4 separate regions of the Homo sapiens genome follow, and all the other regions are linked to region 4. A link is a contact called in ENCODE Hi-C or POLR2A ChIA-PET data. All regions are on one chromosome and are shown on one strand. The core of a region is the stretch at or near the end of the contact, and the rest is flanking DNA. Distances in the headings are between cores, read along the strand shown.

Region 1 (4,294 bases), core at 208-2,707, 740 kb after region 4:
GAGGAGTGATAAAAGAAAAAAAGAGGCTGGGTGCGTGGCTCACACCTGTAATCCCAGCATTTTGGGAGGCTGAGTTGGGAGAATCACGTGAGCCTGGCTGTTCCAGACCTGGTCAACATGGCAAAACCCTGTTTGTACAAAAAATACAACCATTAGCTTGGCGTGGTGGTGTGCGCCTGCAGTCCCAGCTACTCGGGAGGCTGAGGTGGGAGGATCCCCTGAGCCTGGGAGGTCCAGGCTGCAGTGAGCCAAGATCTTGCCACCGCACTCCAGCCTGGGTGACAAAGTGACATCCTCCTGTCTCCAGAAAAAAAAAAAATTAAAATTAAAAAAATAAAAACAAGACAAAACAAATGCTGATTGAAGAAATTAGTAGTACCACCCTTCACACCACATGAACATGTAGAACACAGAAGTGTGCTCAACATTGTACATTCAATTAACATTAATTTTCTCTCTTCTAAATAATAGCTTACGCTTTCTCCACTAGTCTAGCCTGGTAACTTTAGTAAGACCTGTAAGAAAGATTTTGTGTTTAGCTCAGGTAGGACAGCAAGAAAGATGCAGCTTGGAGAAAGAAAACCAGATGAAATATTAACCGGGCGCAATGGCTCATGCCTGTAATCCCAGTACTTTGGGAGGCCGAGGCGGGAGGATCACCTGAGCCCAGGGATTCCAGACCAGCCTGGGCAACACAGCGAGACCCTGTCTCCATTTGAAAAAGAAAGAAAGCAAAAGAAACATTAGAGCAGTTCCTCATTATTTTTACCTAGGAAAAGACAAGTTTTGATAAAGACTTCACATCAGGTCTATGCAGCACTGGAAATGAGCCGTGGGTTGTGAGACAGACTCTGTGCTTAAAATGTCAAACCGGCAAAGTAGGTTTATTATTATCCTCATTTTACAGATAAGGAAACTGAGGCTCTGAAAGGTTATTGACTTTTCCAAGGCCACAGAACTAGTAAAGAGCAAAGCCAAAAGGTCCCCCGTTCCCCACGGGCCCCAGGAGTTCTCCACACGTAACCCGACTCACCGCCAGACGCCGACCAGCGCTTCTGTCCGGTTCAAACTTCGGACCAACCTACTCACCATGCGCATGCTCACTTTCAAAACGAAAAACTTACTGAGAACAAATGCGCATGTTCCATAAACGGAGAGTTTTGTTGTGTATATATTTTTTCCTATTCAGAAAGATTAATTACGCATGTTCAATTTCAATTTACGAACTTCAGATATGGTACGCATGCTCACTGTCCACCGAACGCTCCAGCTGACAATGCGCATGCTCTAGTCCTCCAAGCGCGACTTCGGCTGGTGTTTTGCGCATGTTTCTGCCAGCGCCTGGATCCTGCCGATAGTTCTGCGCATGTCCACTGCCCACTGTTTGGCTTCACGGAACCCTGTACGCATGCTCCTACGCTGAACTTTAGGAGCCAGTCTAAGGCCTAGGCGCAGACGCACTGAGCCTAAGCAGCCGGTGATGGCGGCAGCGGCTGTGGTGGCTGCGGCGGGTCCGGGCCCATGAGGCGACGAAGGAGGCGGGACGGCTTTTACCCAGCCCCGGACTTCCGAGACAGGGAAGCTGAGGACATGGCAGGAGTGTTTGACATAGACCTGGACCAGCCAGAGGACGCGGGCTCTGAGGATGAGCTGGAGGAGGGGGTGAGGCCCGGGGTCCCCGGGGGCCCGAGGTGACAGGGCCGGGGCGGCGGCGCGGGCTCAGGAAGCGCGGTGTGTCCTAGAGCGTGGAGACCCAGGGGGGCTCCTGAGGAGCTGAGGGTCGCGCGGCCTGAGACAGGGGAGCGGGCGGGGCGGTCATGGCCCTAGGTGTGAGGCCTCTGCGGGGCTCGCAGGTGCAGGTCGCACCCTTAGCCCCAGGTCAGCGCAGCCCCGAGCGATCTGAAGAGGGAAAGAGAACGGGCGCGTGGTCGATTCCTCGAGCTGTTGGACTTGAGTGTGGCGGGGAGCGGGTGGCGTGAGCGTGTGTTGGGGAGACGGGGGCTGCTCTTGCTGGGTGTCCCGTAAGTGCAGGCGAAGTGTGGAGGGTTTCCCTTCGAGTCTAGAATTTCAAGTATTGAATCTTCAGACCTCCCACAACCACCTCTCTTCTCGGCCTGTCGCTTCTCTCCTAGGAAGCGCTCAGCTGTTAGAAGTGACAGCTGAAAACTTCTGTCGGGAGTAGCACTGCCGCTGCTGTTACAGCCACCAGGAGTTTTATTTCGGGAGCAAGGGGGCTCTGCTGCATCTTCCAATCTTCCAGGGTTTGTTTGTTTGCTTTTTTTTTTTTACCCCCTTCCGTGTGACTTTTTAAAATAAGCATTTATAAGGACACACGGCACTTGTAACCTTTCCCCAAGTTGAAGATGTCTGTATTTTTTTCAGAATAATTAATGTAATTTTGAGGTGGAAAAAAAAACCAAAAACCAGTTGACAGCCTTGATTTAGCTTGCCAGAAATAAGTTGCCTGAACAGAGACTTGTGAATGGTGGTATGAGGGCTTTCCTTGCTGTAATTTAGGGTGCTAAATTTAGAATTGTATTTCCTAATGCATAGCTTGGTTTCACCCTGCTGGCTTAGTGGTTTGTTAATCTTTATGGAATAACTTTTTTTTTCCCTAGATAAATTTATCAAAAAATGACAAATTGCACCTGAAGTTCAAAAATGTTGTCATACTAAATCACTGATCCTGGACCAAATGATCATCAGTTGATAACCTCTTGGTAGTTTAGCATCTAAATTCCAATGTCTAGTTGAATACATGGGTTAATGACGTCAGATGTTTGCTCTAATTACACAGGGGCTTCCTTTCCCTTGCCTCACCCTCAGTTTTTCTCCTCTGGCACCTGCCCTACTGTTGACAAAAGATTGAGATGATGTATATAAAGAATTTTGAACACTTTAAGAAACTAAGTGGCCTAAAATAATACTGTTCTTCTTGTTTGTTTCTTTTGTTTTGTTTTGAGTTGGGTCTCACTCTATCACCCAGACTGGAGTGCAATGGTGCGATCTCAGCTCACTGCAATCTCAGCCTCCTGGGTTTAAGCGATTGTCATGGCTCAGCCTCCCAAGTAGCTAGGATTACAGGCATGCGCCACCACATCTGGCTAATTTTTGTATTTTTAGTAGAGACAGGGTTTCACCATATTGGCCAGGCTGTTCTCGGACTCCTGACCTCAAATGATCCACCAGCCTCGGCCTCCCAAAATGCTGGGATTATAGGCATAAACCACCATACCTGACCAATACTGTTCTTTTCATAATCAAATAAGACTAAATCAAAATCACACGGTTTAGAAAGTGGGTATTGAGTTGTGTGCTTTTTCTTTTCTTTTCTTTTCTTTTCTTTCTTTCTGGTTTTTTTGTTTTGTTTTGTTTTTGAGACAGTCTTGCTCTGTCACCCAGGCTGGAATGCAGTGGCGTGATCTCAGCTCACTGCAACCTCTGCCTCCTGGGTTCAAGCGATTCTCCTGCCTCAGCCTCCTGAGTAGCTGGGACTACAGGCGCGTGCCACCACACCTGGCTAATTTTTTGTATTTTTAGTAGAGATGGAGTTTCACTGTGTTAGCCAGGATGGTCACGATCTCTTGACCTCGTAATCTGCCCGCCTCGGCCTCCCAAAGTGCTAGGATTACAGGTGTGAGCCACTGCGCCTGGCTTTTTTTTTTTTTTTTTTTTTGAGACAGGGTCTTCCTCTGTCACCCAGGCTGGAGTGCAGTGGTGCGATCTCGGCTCACTGCAGCCTCTGCCTCCCAGGTTCAAGCGATTCTCCTACCTCAGCCTCCCAAGTAGCTGGGATTACAGGGGCGCGCCACATCACCTGGCTACTTTTTTTGTATTTTAGTAGAGATGGGGTTTCACCATGTGGCCCAGGCTGGTCTTGAACATCTGACCTCAGGTGATCACCTGCCTCAGTCTCCCAAAGTGCTGGGATTACAGGTGTGAGCCACCCCACCAGGCTTTTTACTTTATTTTATTTTAATTTTTTTTGAGATGGAGTCTCACTGTGTAGCCCAAGCTGGAATGCAGTGGCCTGATCTCGGCTCACTGCAGCCTCCGCCTCCTGAGCTCAAGCGATTCTCGTGCCTCAGCCTTCCGAGTAGCTGGGACTACAGGCGCGCACCACCATGCCTGGCTAATTGTTTGTATTTTAGTAGAGATGGGGTTTCACCATGTTGCCCAGGGTGGGCCTGAACTCCTGAGCTCCAGCAATCTGCCAGCCTTGGCCTCTCAAAGTGCTGGGATTACAGGCGTGAGCCACTGCATCCGGTTGGTGTGTGCTTTTTCAATGATGTTT
Region 2 (4,746 bases), core at 1,849-4,348, 630 kb after region 4:
GGTCTAGATAGCTGTTTATGTGCTTTGTGGACTGTTTTATGCAAGGTTTAATTATTCTCTTTATGATCTTCTTTTCCTTCTTTGTTCCTGTGTTCTGTTAATGCTATCACCATCCTAACAATCGCTTTGGGTCAAAATCTGAGTCATCTGACTCCCTCCTTTCCTCCCATCCCCAGTAATTAATTCTTTAAGGCCTGTTGATTCTATCTCCATAGTATCTTACATGCCCTCTCTTCTCCCTTCCCGCTACTGTTTCAGGCCTTTATCAACCCTTACCTAAATATTGCCAGCAGCTTGCTAGTAGGTCTACTCTTTACTAGTTTTTTATCCCAATCTTTTCCCACACAAAGTAACAAAAATAATTTTCTGAAAAATATCTCTACTTATGAAACATTGCTGCTCAAAAATCTGTGATGCCTCCCACTGTGTATAGAGTGAAATCTAAACTATTTAACCCAGTTTTCTTCATTACTTGGCCCCAACCTACGACTACTTCTGATTTCCCTTTAACAGTTTTTTATCCTCTGTATTGATGGTTTTCAAGTTGAACTTTAAAAAACTGCCAGAATACCCATCAAAAAGAGTGTGTGTGTGTGTGTGTGTGTGTGTGTGTGTGTGTGTGTGTGAGAGAGAGAGAGAGATTGGAGGGAGGAAGGGAGAGGGAGAGAGATTTCTTTTAATTAAAGAACTCTGAAGTTTTTAAGTTTAAAAATTACTAGCCTGATCATTTGGAATAATTTAACTTTTTCCTCCACCACTATGCGGTATTGTTCTTTTTCGTAACTTTGCCTAGTGTGTCATTTCTTCCCATCTGCATGTCTACTTTTTCAGTTTTCTTACCTTTCAATTTATGTGCTGCTGGCTTCTTTGTGAACTATTTTATGATTCCCTTCCTACCCCTACCTCACCCCCTTCACTCCTCTCAAATTGTCTCTGAATTCCTATCTCAGCCCAGCTATGTCTTTCTTGTGTCACTTATCACATTCTACCTTCTTTTAAAACTATTTATAGACTTTTCTTATCTCTCCAGGAGTCTAAACTCCTTAAGAAGGGGGCTTAAAAATGTTTGTATTTTCAACAATGCCTGCCTACTGTTACACATACTACTCATGCAGTGGATACTTTGAATAGATGATGAAATAACAGTAAGAAAAAGTGTAGCATTACATGAAACATGTCCATTAATATTCAGTCTTATTTTGCTGTAAAATGTAATTGAACAACAGTAATTTTACAAAGAAAGGAAGATTTAACTGTATTGCATCTTTGAGTTTAATAGTCATCTGAGAGCAATTGTCATCTGAAGATAATATAAAAGACACCAAGTTAAATGACTTGCAAATTTTTTTACTTTTTAAAATTTTTTTATTTTTTTAGACTTGCAAATTTTAATTCACATTGAGTAAAACAACTTTTGTAAAATTATATACTTTAGAAACAAATGAAGATTCTTGTGACTTGTTTATTCTATAAGCTGTATAACCAAAAAGAAAAATTAAAGATACTTTAGGAATAAAATAATTTGAAAAATAAAAGAACTTATTTGCATGATGTATCCTGAAAAATTAGGGCAGCCAGTATTACTGAAATAATGGAGGAGTCCGGGAGTGGTTGTGGTATTTTTGTATTTAAAGCTTACACAATAGAGTAGAAACGTTGTGGTACATATTTACTTACAAGAATATGTTTTGAATAAGTTTACTTTCCTAAATGTCATCTGTTTTAATGACCTGCTACTTGGATTCTTTCTCACAGTGTTAGGTTGCTGACTATGTGAAATTTCCTACTTCTTATTATTGCTATCAGAATAGGAAATTTAAAATTAAATCAGAAATGTAAAAGTCTTAAAACTTCACCTTTTCAAAGAATATCGGGGCCTGGCATGATGACTCATGCCTGTAATCCCAGCACTTTGGGAGGCCAAGGCAGGTGGATCATTTGAGGTCAGGGGCTAAAGACCAGCCTGACCAACATGGTGAAACCTTGTAAAAATACAAAATTTTTTGTACTAAAAATACAAAAATTAGCTGGGCATGATGGCAGGCATGTGTAATCCCAGCTACTTGGGAGGCTGAGGAACGAGAATCGCTTGAACCCGAGAGGCAGAGGTTGCAGTGAGCTGAGATCACACCACTGCACTCCAGCCTAGGTGACAGAGTGAGATTCCATCTCAAAAAAAAAAAAAAAAAAGATAAAAAAGAATATCAGTTTTTTTCCTCTATTTTCATATCAATTAGCTTGTCTTTCTGTTGAGTATCGTTCATGAGTCTGCCGACCATTTTAGGTTGAATATTTCCTCAAAGGCTATTTTATAGTTTCTGAATTTAATCTTTTTTTAAGGGAACATTTTTAGGTTCTATTTAGGACTATAGTAATTAATGTAATTAATAATCAATAATTGCTACCTACTCTGTATGTTGAAGCTAAATCCCCAAATTAAGTTTTAATACTAGTATCTTTTACCTTACTAATTTCTATTAAATTTAAGGCTGAAAAAAATCTTATTTTTTAGCTTAATAGGATCTTTGTCCTATTCAGAAGTTTTGAGTTATTTACATTATTTTACTAGTGAAAATATAAAACCAAAAAACAGTTTATTAGTTGTAATGGTAGTTCTCATTCTTATGGCCAATGCCTTTTTTTTAATGCAGTAAAACAAAATAGACATTTATCTAGCGAACATCCCTTTTCAAACTATAGGGTCAAAGTGAAGGATTCTTTTGATAATGATAGAATATGTGTTTGATCATTTGAGTTTAAAGACTATGGGAAAGGAATTGATAAGATTATTTAAATACTCACGAAAGTGCTTTGGCATTCCACTAATGCTATTCTCTTTTAAGCACATTTTCCTATGAAGTGTGTGCGGTTGCAGTTGCCTACACCATGTCAATGCCTGCTGGTTTTTCCTGCTGTGAAGTTTTTCCTTTACATACACAGATTCATGAAAGAGTTTATGGTGTAGATGATCTGAAACTAAACAGGACACATTTTCATACACTTTAGTACCATTTGAAGACTCTGGGTGTCAGTTGTTGCTGGGACCTGTTTTTGACTCTGATGAACCTTTACTGGTTGTGGTTTGTCTGGCCATCACATGACTTCTCTGAAAATTCCCCCTCCCCTTCATTTCCAGTAAACTGTTTGAGCAGGAGTGAGTCACAGTGAAACCAGCTTCCCTGTAACCACAGGGCTTGTTAAAGAATTTGTCAGCGTGGACTCTAGAGGGTTTGCATTAAGCTTTGCAGTAACTGTTATGGTTTGTGTTGCGTCAGGAGTTCCACAGAAAAGCTTCCTGCTTGCAGGATCTCTTGCTTGTTTGCAAAGAGTTAAACTGATCAACTTTACCATAGTGAACATGAGAGACACATGTTAAACACACTTCTTTATCATTAAAGGCGTTGTCAAAACTACCAAGAATTAGTGTAGTTTCTCTTTTCATAATCAACCAACCACACCCAATAATGTTTAGTTTTTGAAAAGGCGGGCCTGGTAGATAGTCTTTCACAGTTGGCTCATGATTTTATCACAAAGTACCATCAAAATTAAGCAATTTTAAGTGGTCTTGATGGATTCTGTTACAGGATATTTTGACTATTCGCACAGTTAGGTGTCGGTACCAAAGGTCACTTACTTGCACTTTGTTCATCAAGAAAAGGTAGCACTTAGAGTAATTCTGGAGTTGTGATGTCTAAGCACACTTAGCATGATTTATAGTGGAATTCTTCGTGCCCCCTTTTACTTGCTTTCTCTAGAAGCATTTACTTTATTTTGAACTCTTTTGCCACCTCACTCGCAGACTTTAATCTTTCTCCCTTTTAATTTCTTCTATTTCTTTAACTCATTCCCATATTATCAACAAGGAAAGATAGTTGCAATGTGATGCAAGCTGTTAAATGAATGGCCAGTGGGAAACTTGTCTTCTCAACATACATTCCCAAGTGCATTTCTTTTTACATGCGCATTTCTGTATTTAGCCTTGTCACCTTTAGCTAGACTTACTTATCTAAAAAATAAATTTAGGCTGGGCACAATGGCTCACGACTGTAATCCCAGCATTTTGGGAGGCTGAGGCGGGTGGATCACCTGAGGTCAGGAGTTTGAGACCAGCTTGGCCAACATGGTGAAACCCCATCTCTACTAAAAATACAAAAATTAGTGGGGCATGGTGGCAGGTGCCTGTAATCCTGCTACTCAGGAGGCTGAGGCAAGAGAATTGCTTGAACCAGGGAGGCAGAGGATGCAGTGAGCCGAGATCGTGCCACTACACTCCAGCCTGGGTGACAGAGTGAACTTTGTCTCAAAAATAATTAATTAATTAGTTAATTAATTAATTTAGTGAAAACTTTTAAACTCGACCTCCTAAAAATTTCTTTTATTCGGCTTACACTTTTGTAACAAAATAAGAAAAACATTCTAAAAAATGTGGAAGCTAGTTATTCCTCACAGGAAAAAATATACAATAATGAAGTTTGAAATTGTTTATGTTTTAGCCATGCTGTCAGTCATCAAACTAAATTTAAAAAAATTATTTGTTTTGATGACAAAGCAATTATCATTGAAACAAGATGATTTTCAAATGAAAATACGAGGTTAATGCAGTCCAGTCATTAGCAGGGAAAAAAAGAATAAATATTTAAGGTTTTTCTTGTTAGGTTGCTTTGCACATTGGAGTAGAAAATAGTTTTGGGCTTGGCGCGTTGGCTCAGGCCTGTAATCCCAGCACTTTGGGAGGCTGAGGGGGAC
Region 3 (4,422 bases), core at 837-3,336, 550 kb after region 4:
ACACATAAAAAGGAAGATATATTAGCCTCATTTTAAAGATGAGAAATATGAGGATCAAACAGAGAAGTTGCCTTTTTCTTTATTTTTTTTTAAAGAGAAGGGGTCTCCCTCTGTCACCCAGGCTAGAGTTCAGTGGCATGATCATAGCTCGCTACAGCCTCAAACTCCTGGGCTTAAGCAATTCTCCTACCTCAGCCTTCCAAGTAGATGGGACTACAGGTGCATGCCACCACACCCTCCTGATTTTTTAAAAATTTTTTATTTTTGTATGGACTTGGTCTTGCTATGTTGCCCAGGCTGGTCTGGAACTCCTGGCCTCAAGGAGTTGCTTGAGGTCGAGGCAGCAGCATCTCGAGTCCAGTTCAAAACCAATCTGGGCAACCCAGTGAGACCTCATCTTTACAAAAAATTTAAATAATTAGCCAGATGTGGTGCCACATGCCCATACTCCCAGCTACTCAGGGGATAAGGTAGGAGGACACCTCAGGCTGGGAGGTGGAAATTGCAGTGAGCCATGATCGTGCCACTGCACCCCAGGCTGGACAACAATGCAAAACCCTGTCTCCAAAAAAAAAAAAAAACCCAATAAGATCAAAAACAGGACAGTGAAAGTTCCAAAAGTTACCAAGTTTATTTATTATGTCCCATATCTCAATGGAGTGTCTAATCATAAAAATGCTAAAATTAACACATATTTTTGTTCTTTAGGATGTTCTAATCTCATATTAATCTGATCAGATTATCATCTAACTCCTCTAAAACAACATGTCTGTCTCTTTTTCTGTACACTTACGACAAGCGTATCAATAAGCCTAGTGCCTAAGACTAAGGTAAAACAAATAACCATTCTTTGTCTCATAAATAATTCTGGGCAATGACAGCAGAACAAAATAAGTACATCCTATAAAATCTTCTTCTTGGTGCCTTCTAATTCCCCTGCCTCAGTAAACCCATTTCAGTAGTGCTCTTGATCCCATTACCTCCTTCTGCACCATGCTCCACCCGTTAATCTTTTTTTAAGAGACAGGGTCTCACTATGTGGCCCCCTATGTGGCCCAGGCTGTTCTCAAACTCCTGGGCTCAAGCAATCCTCCTGTCTCAGCCTCCCAAAGTGTTGGATTACAGGCTGAGCCACCGCGCCGGGTCTGCAGTTTACAACCGAAAAAAACAAACAAACCTTTCCCAAATCTTCTCTGACCCTTAAGCCACTGCCCCACTTTCCCTGTATAACATATTCCCAGAGTCTAGTATGGTGCCTGGGGTATGTCAGTAAGGATTAATACCTCTCTAGTTAATCTCTTTGTGTGAAAAAGGGGGGAAATTTTTTCTTTCTTTTTTTTTTTTTTCTGAGACGAAGTCTCACTCTGTCGCCCAGGCTGGAGAGCAATGGAGCGATATCGGCTCACTGCAACCTCCGCCTCCCGAGTTCAAGTCATTCTCCTGCCTCAGCCTCCCGAGTAGCTGGGATTACAGGCACGCGCCACCACGCCGGCTAATTTTTGTATTTTTAGTATAGATGGGTTTTCGCCATGTTGGCCAGGATGGTCTCGAACTTCTGACCTCAGGTGATCCGCCCACATCAGCCTCCCAAAGTGCTGGGATTACAGGCGTCAGCCACCGCGCCCGGCCCCAAATTTTCGACTATATTCTTAGAAACCAATTCTTTCCACGCAGAGCTCGACAGCTCGAAACGCTGGGGATATTCATAAGTGCCCAGCTGAGGGTATGAGGCCTGCTCGCTATTTTATCAATTTCGGAGAGAGCGCATCGATACTGCCTGCCTGGAGGCTTTGCTGGGAACTAGAAATTCTGAGTCTTCCCCTCCCCAGCAGCCTGTTCCTTTCCTCCAAAGGACGGTTCGCAGAACAGGAACAGAGGGCTCAGCGGCCCCTGGGCGGAAGACAGTTTATAAAGGAGAAAATGAAGAAGGTGGGTAATGCAACGAGGTGAAAAGAAACGTTCCTACTGGCGAGAAAATGAATAATGATATTGGTCTCCTTCGCCCTGTAAGGAGCCAACCAACCTACCTACAGTACCTCCTTTCCTCACTCGCGCCTTCCCTTCTTCTGGGCAGCGAACACGTTTCTATCGCGTGAGCTACCTCTTCCGGGGTTCCTGGGTGACAAGTTCCGGATCAAGAATCACAAAGCGAGCAGTCATTCTTCCTCTTGCCACACCCACAGGGCCCGCACTAAGAGCCTAACTGAAATCCCGCGAGGATCAACCGAGCTCGCCGAAAGGAGGGAGGAACGTATCCCTTCTGGAGGCTGTCTCAGGGGGCAGAGGGACCGGACCGGAAGTGACGTGAGCGGGTTCCGGTTGTCTGGAGCCCAGCGGCGGGTGTGAGAGTCCGTAAGGAGCAGCTTCCAGGATCCTGAGATCCGGAGCAGCCGGGGTCGGAGCGGGTAGGTAAACTAACTCAGGGAATTGGGGACCGAAGCCTGAGGCTGTCCTCAGAGCTTGGCGTCTTCCGGAGCTCTCCCACTTAGGCATTGCGGATCTGGGGCACTGTGATTCCGACTTCCAGCAGTGTTTTAGGACGCTGCTGACTGGATGTCTCACCCTGGATGTCTCACGCTGGCGGTAGCCAGGTTATTTGGGACACCTTCTCATGGTTGGTCACCCGGACATTGAACCCAGACACCGGGCTGTTCGTTCTCCTCTCCGCGTACTTGGAAGCCTTGCTAGGCTTCTTTAGAGAACCTCTTAGTCCCGGGATGTCCAGGACCTTGGAGTAAGTGGAGAAGGTCTTCCCTGCTGATGACTGAGCTATTTCTCAGGATCTGTCAGTTTGGTTTTTGCTCTCCCGAACCTCTGGCGCATGATGCTAGATGTATTCGCTCCTAAACGAAATCCAGGCGTGCAAGTGCCATCTAAAGCTCTGGTGGTACAGGGTAGCCAAGGGAATGGGCCTTCGCTCCGCAGAGCCCTTGGAGAGGAACTTCTCAGATTTTTCACTGCTTTAATGAAAAAGAGTTGTCTGCCTTTCCAAACCCCTGAACCCCGACCTCTATATCTTATTACAGTGGAGGTATTTGCAGTAAAACGTGAAGGTCGACTTAATCTCTAAAATTCCAGAAACCATATGTGGCCCTGTGTCACACTGCTAGATTACTTATGACCTCCAGAAGATTTTACACAATCATCTTTTATTTACCTGCAACTCCATGTAAAAATCTAATAATACACGTAGACTGGCCACTGTTGATGTGTTTTGGCAGCATCGCTCCTTATCCTAATGTTAACGTCTTTCATTTCTACTTTGGGGCTTGTCAGAGATTTTTGTGGACAGATTACATTGATCATTTGAAGAAGCTTGTACAAGTGTTTCTGGTGTTGTCATGATAGAATTTAATATTCCAGTTGCTACTACCTAGTAATTGTATTGTCATTAGCTCTGATTTTAGTTGTGTATTCTTAGCATAGATGATGAAAGGAAGAAACTTACTTACTAGGCATCATTGTATGCATTGTAGCTTATGTTTTTACTGTGGAAGAGGGATGGTGGTACCTAGACAAATGTGACTGATTTGTGTAGGTATGAAGTGACTCTCTCGAGTAGAAATTTTATATTTTACTACTTTGCCTACATTATCTTAAGGCACTGAAGGTTACTTTTTTCCTTTGAGGGATATATCCTACTTGATTACAATTGATTAATACAGTTTAATTTCTATGAGTCACATTCCAGAAGAAAATATACATAGAACCATGATGCCTTTTACCAGTTTACCTATAGCTAGTTAAATCAGTTTGTCAGTTTACATATTTTTCTTATTTTGAGTTTGAAAATTTGTTCACGCTTGGCTTTGAAACAAGGTGACAAAATTTGAGATATGGAATTATGATAGATGTATCATTAGTTTAACATTCGGTAAATTTGCTTCTTGATTATATAACTGCCAAATCTGATCTTATCTTCTTTATGTTCAATTGAAGGACTGATTATCCAGTTTTTCTCACTTTTCCAACTTCTCGCTTTTGGCTTGAATCACCACTTTTTAGGATTTTGGTAACTATTAAACTTTAAATCAGAAGACCTGGATTGAAGTCTGGGCTCCAACACTTGTTAAGTAATGGCTGATAGGTTACCTAACATTCTGAGCTGGTCTAGATTGTGTTGATAAAAATTCTGCTCACTTTCTTTCATACAACTGTCACAAAGATTAAATGAGCTAGTAAACATGAAATTATTAAATATGAAAATATGGTATCACTTTACTCTTAGAACTGGAGATATGTCAGTGTAGAATACTGTTACTTTGCATCATTATCTGAAAATATTATCACATACTTTTCTGAGATGATCTTTGCCCCACCTTTGAAAGTTAGCAAAGAATAGTTTGATACCGTGATCCATTGAATTAGTCACCATGGTTAATAAATAGGTTCCTGGAAAATGAGTATAGTTTTGCATTCGGG
Region 4 (4,337 bases), core at 1,176-3,675:
TTTGTTTTTTTTAAATGATAATAAAACTTAAAACTAAAAGTTCATTATTACAGGTTTGAAAATCTGCAGGAAATTCTTCCTTCTTCCCTCCCATTTCTCCCTACACTTCTCCAACCCCACACACACTGCACAAAGAAAATTTAAACACAAAATGCTAAAAGTAATTGAAAGCCTTCAAATTAAATTTGTATATGAGAGGCACTCCAATTCATTAGCACAACAGAAGAAAATAAGATATATCAAGGCCTCACTTTTTCTGGGGTGGGAATGGGGGGTGGGTGAGGTTTCTTCCAGGATCACCACCCATCCTTTCCAAGGAAGAAGTTAGAGACCCAAGATTCAGCTTGAAGAAAGCAGGGCAGGCACAAAGGATACCTAAGCAGTAATGCCAGGGAATGGCGTGGGAAGGAGGGACGGATTACAAACGAAGAAAGAAGTCTTTTACTTTTTTAAAACTTAATCTTTTTTTTTTTTGAGACGTTGTCTCTGTCGCAAGGCCGGAGTACAGTGACGCGATCTCGGCTCACTGCAACCTCCGTCTCCCAGGTTGAAGCGATCCTCCTGCCTCAGCCTCCCGAGTAGCTGGGACTACAGGCGCGTGCCATCACACCCGGCTAATTTTTTTATTTTTAGTATAGACGGAGTTTCACCATGTTGGCCAGGGTAGTCTCAATGTCTTGACCTCTTGATCCGCCCGCCTCGGCCTCCCAAAGTGCCGGGATTACAGGCGTGAGCCACCGCGCCCGGCCAATCGTATTTAACAGACAAGCAAACAAACAAAAAAAGACAGGAGCTCAGTGGCAGGCGCTTCCTCCAAAGTCCAGGTTTTTAAGGAAAGCAGCCCAACCTGGGAAAAAAAAAAAAAAAGAAAAGAAAAGAAAAAAAAGATAATGCTGAACGAAAAGGGCTGAAGACAGAACAAGGACACTAAGAGGAAAAAAGCGCGGGCGATCAAGCTGGTAATCTAAGGATGGGAGGGAGGGAATAAAGAGAACAAGTGAGGGACGGATCCTTAAAGAAAACTAGGACAGCCCCCCAGCTGGGCGCCCCCCGAGCAGGCCAAACACGCCAGCAACAACGGGAGTGCTTTCCAATTCTTCGCCCCCGTTTTCTACTTTCACAGATGAATGAAAGTGCACAACTCCAGAGCAGGATGCCTTTCCTGTCTCAATCCCGCCCGCGCTCCGGGAGCGGAGCTCGTGGTTACGATCCCCTTCGCTCACACCTCTTCCCTCACCCACGGTTTGCCACCTCCGGATCAAACAGAAACGGGTTCCTTGGCCGTTAGGAAGTTGTGCATACAAGTCTAGCATCCTTTCTCAGACTTTCTCGGCCCGCCTTTTAGAACGTGAGCGGGTTGGCCCTACAGGGATTTCTCCTCGCCCCCGTCAGTTTATTCCCCACCCCACCCTCCGTTCCCCTTTCTTGGAGTGTGAACCACCTCTCCCTTCTTGGGACGCTTAGGGACCGTTCCATTCACATCTTTTTTGGTACAAACACAGAATGCGGTCTGCACCCGGCGCAGTTTCGTAAGGGGTGTAAAGGTGAGGGCAAGGAACAAGGAATTCCAAAGGCCCCGCACCCTCAGCATCTCCCGCCATTTCCCTGACGAGTTTCCCGGATGTAACCCCTTACCCGAGGCGGTTTAGACACCAGACGGTGGCGGCTCCCTTTGGTGCAGGAGGAGGGAACTCGACTCTGGTCCAGCCTCCGCCGCCCGGAGTTTCCGGCGACTCCAAATTGTGCCCCACCTCCGAGGCCATGGGGGAAAAATAAACTACCCAGTAGATCTCCTTCACTTTGCACTCACCATCAGTTCCAGCTTATCGACCTCCGCCTCCATGTTGAATAGTTGACATTCCGCAGACCGCGGCGGCGCTTAAGCCGCAAGCCGTACTAGCACGGAGGGCCTCCATTGGACAGCTGTCACTCAACATCTCGCACTCATTGGCTCCTCCGTTCCACCGGCTCCCGCCCATTGGAGACTGGGTAACGCCCCTCTGCATGAGACACATTTTCCTGTTGGGCAAAGGCACAAAACGCCGCAGGAGGATTGGCTGCTGTGCAAATTTTTTTTTCCATTGGCTGCCCCCTCCTCTCTACTTTCAATTTTGTAGTTAGGGCTCTGCAGAGAAGAGCTTGAGATTGGTGCAATTGGAAGAAGAGCCAACCAATCACACCAGAGCTTCCACCGACAGCAGAGGGGACGTAACACACCTTCTTTCCCCTCCGGCTTTCCTTCCCCTTCTCTCCCGCCTTCTCCTTATTCATACCAGAAGCGCCTCAGCTCTGATTGGCTGGAGCTCTGTGCTATCTCAGCCAATCACAAGCCGGGCTGTGCTCCTACACCATCCGAAGAGCGAATCGTGCAGAGACCGTGTCTACGATTGGCCTCTCCCTGACAAGGATTTAATTTTGAATTTTTCTTTATGGCGTGGGAGAGGCCACAGCCCGGACTCCATCGACTCCCCCGGCTCTTAGACTAGTAAGTGCAGGAACGATTATTTCTTTGTTATCTGAGCTCGCGTCTTGAGTAGCTGGGCCTGTTGCTGCTTGTGTTTTTATGGTTTAGGGAGGTGGGGACTTTGGCTGGACACGAAGGGGAAATGGAAAGGAGGAAGGGGAGGTTTGGGGCTGGGGAAGAAGTGCTCGGCCTGGCTTCATCTTAACCATACTTCTATTTAATTAACACTTCGCAAGATACGTTTTGGAGCAAAGCATCTGCCTTCCTTTTGAACATTTCTTTACATATTTGCTGCTCAATGCAAGTCCACAGATCAGCGGCATCCGCATCTCTTGTTTGCTTGTTACAAATGCAAATTATCGGACTCCACCCAAATTTACTAAATCAGAATATACATTTTAACAAGATTTCCCTGAGTGATTTCTATGCACATTAAAGTTTAAGTTGGTACATTTCTTGACTGGGAATATTACTATGTTACTCGATATTGTCTGGCATGCTGTTAGAGTGTCAATTTTAAATGCGTGTCCTGTTTACTGAGTGCCTAATACTGTGCGGGATGAGACTTTAGGGAGCTGCAGTCTCTTTGGAAAAACAAGACAGAACAAAAACAGCAATGCTTAAAAAAAAAAAAGCATAAAACATAAAATTTAAAAAAAGCAAGTACCCAGAAATAGTGCTATGGGTGTTCAAGAAGAATCAATTGGACTGCTAATGGAAATTAAGTAATTGAAGGCTATTTGTGGAGGAGCGCAAGAGACTTCCATAAAAATGTGTTTTAGGAAGATGGCAATGAAATGCAACAGTCATTTCCGTTGCTGCTACAGCTTTGAAAGTACCCCAGAACAAAGAACTTTTCTTCTCTTTCTTTCTTTTTTTTTTTTTTCTTTTTTTGTGACGGAGTCTCGCTCTGTCGCCTAGGCTGGAGTACAGTGGCACAATCTCGGCCCACTACAACCTCAGCCTCCTGAGTAGCTGGGAGTACAGGCGCACGCCAGCACGCCCGGCTAATTTTTGTATTTTTAGTAGAGACGGGGTTTCACCCTCTTGGCCAGGATGGTCTCGATTTCCTGACCTCGTGATCCACCAGCCTCAGCCTCCCAAAGTGCTGGGATTACAGGCGTGAGCCACCACGCTCGGCCGCAAAGAACTTTTCATATCATTGGGTGGAGTTTTCACAGAAGCAGCAGCGCCAACTCCTGCAAAAGACTGTAATTCTTACTGTATTATTTATTGCATCTTCCTATTGGAAAATAGCTTTAGACCCATCTTTTAGCCATATGAAGATGTGGTATGATATGAAGAAGTAAAAACCTCCCTAACCAAGAGAATTTGACAATATTAGAATATATTCCTTAACTAAAATAACACTTGCTAGCTAACACTTAGCAGGAATGCTTCTTTTCATTCTTTATTGAATGAAACATTATTTAGCTCCTGCTGTATTCTAGATGCTGGGAAAACAAAGATGAATGAAATTTGTCACACCCTTGAAAAGCTCACAGTCCAGCAGGATGACAAACATACAAGCAAAAATTACAATGAAATGTAATACATTTTATAATAAAGATGTGTATAAAGTGCTATAGAAGTGCAAAAGAGATGACATTTCAGCCAGTATAAATTCTGTAAGGAGGCTGGGCATGGTGCCTCACACCTGTAATCCCAGCACTCTGGGAGGATGAAGCGGGCGGATCACTTGAGGTAAGGAGTTCAAGACCAGCCTGGCCAACATGGCAAAATCCCATCTCTACTAAAAATACAAAAATTATCCGGGTGTGGTGGCACGCCCCTATAATCCCAGGTGCTCAAGAGGCTGAAGCAGGATAATCGCTTGAACCCAGGAGGTGGAGGTGGCATTGAGCTGAGATCA

Evidence for each region. A loop is a pair of places that touch in the nucleus more often than their neighbours do. ChIA-PET counts read pairs that join two places held with the same protein, here RNA polymerase II (POLR2A). Pooled maps may share reads with other maps.
Region 1: a loop to region 4 is called in a map of OCI-LY7, with 7 times the contacts of the local background. The contact joins the promoter of RPS6KB1 here to the promoter of PRR11 in region 4. A Hi-C loop is called at or near these places in 1 of 168 maps with a recorded cell type or tissue (OCI-LY7), 4 of 37 single-sample maps with no recorded cell type and 16 of 50 pooled maps. POLR2A ChIA-PET finds 5 or more read pairs at or near these places in 2 of 52 experiments (Caco-2 and activated CD4-positive, alpha-beta T cell).
Region 2: a loop to region 4 is called in a pooled map, with 6 times the contacts of the local background. The contact joins the enhancer-like site here to the promoter of PRR11 in region 4. A Hi-C loop is called at or near these places in 1 of 37 single-sample maps with no recorded cell type and 7 of 50 pooled maps. POLR2A ChIA-PET finds 5 or more read pairs at or near these places in 3 of 52 experiments (Caco-2, HEK293 and PC-3).
Region 3: a loop to region 4 is called in a map of CD8-positive, alpha-beta T cell, with 13 times the contacts of the local background. The contact joins the promoter of PTRH2 here to the promoter of PRR11 in region 4. A Hi-C loop is called at or near these places in 4 of 168 maps with a recorded cell type or tissue (B cell, CD8-positive, alpha-beta T cell, endothelial cell of umbilical vein and 1 more), 3 of 37 single-sample maps with no recorded cell type and 16 of 50 pooled maps. POLR2A ChIA-PET finds 5 or more read pairs at or near these places in 2 of 52 experiments (Caco-2 and activated CD4-positive, alpha-beta memory T cell).

What each region holds. Positions count from the first base shown.
Region 1 is chr17:59,891,664-59,895,957 of GRCh38, forward strand. RPS6KB1 (ribosomal protein S6 kinase B1) reads left to right here and starts at 1,458. Exons shown (of 15, transcript NM_003161.4): 1 at 1,458-1,662. The coding sequence starts at 1,522. It overlaps TUBD1 (tubulin delta 1), which reads right to left and starts at 1,280. Exons shown (of 9, transcript NM_016261.4): 1 at 1,034-1,280. RefSeq lists an enhancer at 1,206-1,485 and a silencer at 1,676-1,875.
Region 2 is chr17:59,783,518-59,788,263 of GRCh38, forward strand. The region is part of intron 7 of VMP1 (vacuole membrane protein 1); the gene reads left to right. Among named protein-coding and RNA genes, the nearest start is that of MIR21, 55 kb to the right of the region's middle. RefSeq lists enhancers at 1-648, 2,924-3,403. Within about 2 kb of position 3,099, at least 30 of the 41 ENCODE cell types and tissues checked have a DNase peak (open chromatin) inside an H3K27ac peak, as active enhancers do; they include PC-3, where a contact is called at or near this core.
Region 3 is chr17:59,705,344-59,709,765 of GRCh38, forward strand. PTRH2 (peptidyl-tRNA hydrolase 2) reads right to left here and starts at 2,087. Exons shown (of 2, transcript NM_016077.5): 1 at 2,028-2,087. VMP1 (vacuole membrane protein 1) reads left to right here and starts at 2,311. Exons shown (of 12, transcript NM_030938.5): 1 at 2,311-2,405. RefSeq lists enhancers at 1,901-2,556, 2,357-2,416.
Region 4 is chr17:59,153,321-59,157,657 of GRCh38, forward strand. PRR11 (proline rich 11) reads left to right here and starts at 2,426. Exons shown (of 10, transcript NM_018304.4): 1 at 2,426-2,485. It overlaps SKA2 (spindle and kinetochore associated complex subunit 2), which reads right to left and starts at 1,866. Exons shown (of 4, transcript NM_182620.4): 1 at 1,811-1,866. The coding sequence starts at 1,843. RefSeq lists enhancers at 1,654-1,893, 2,554-2,603.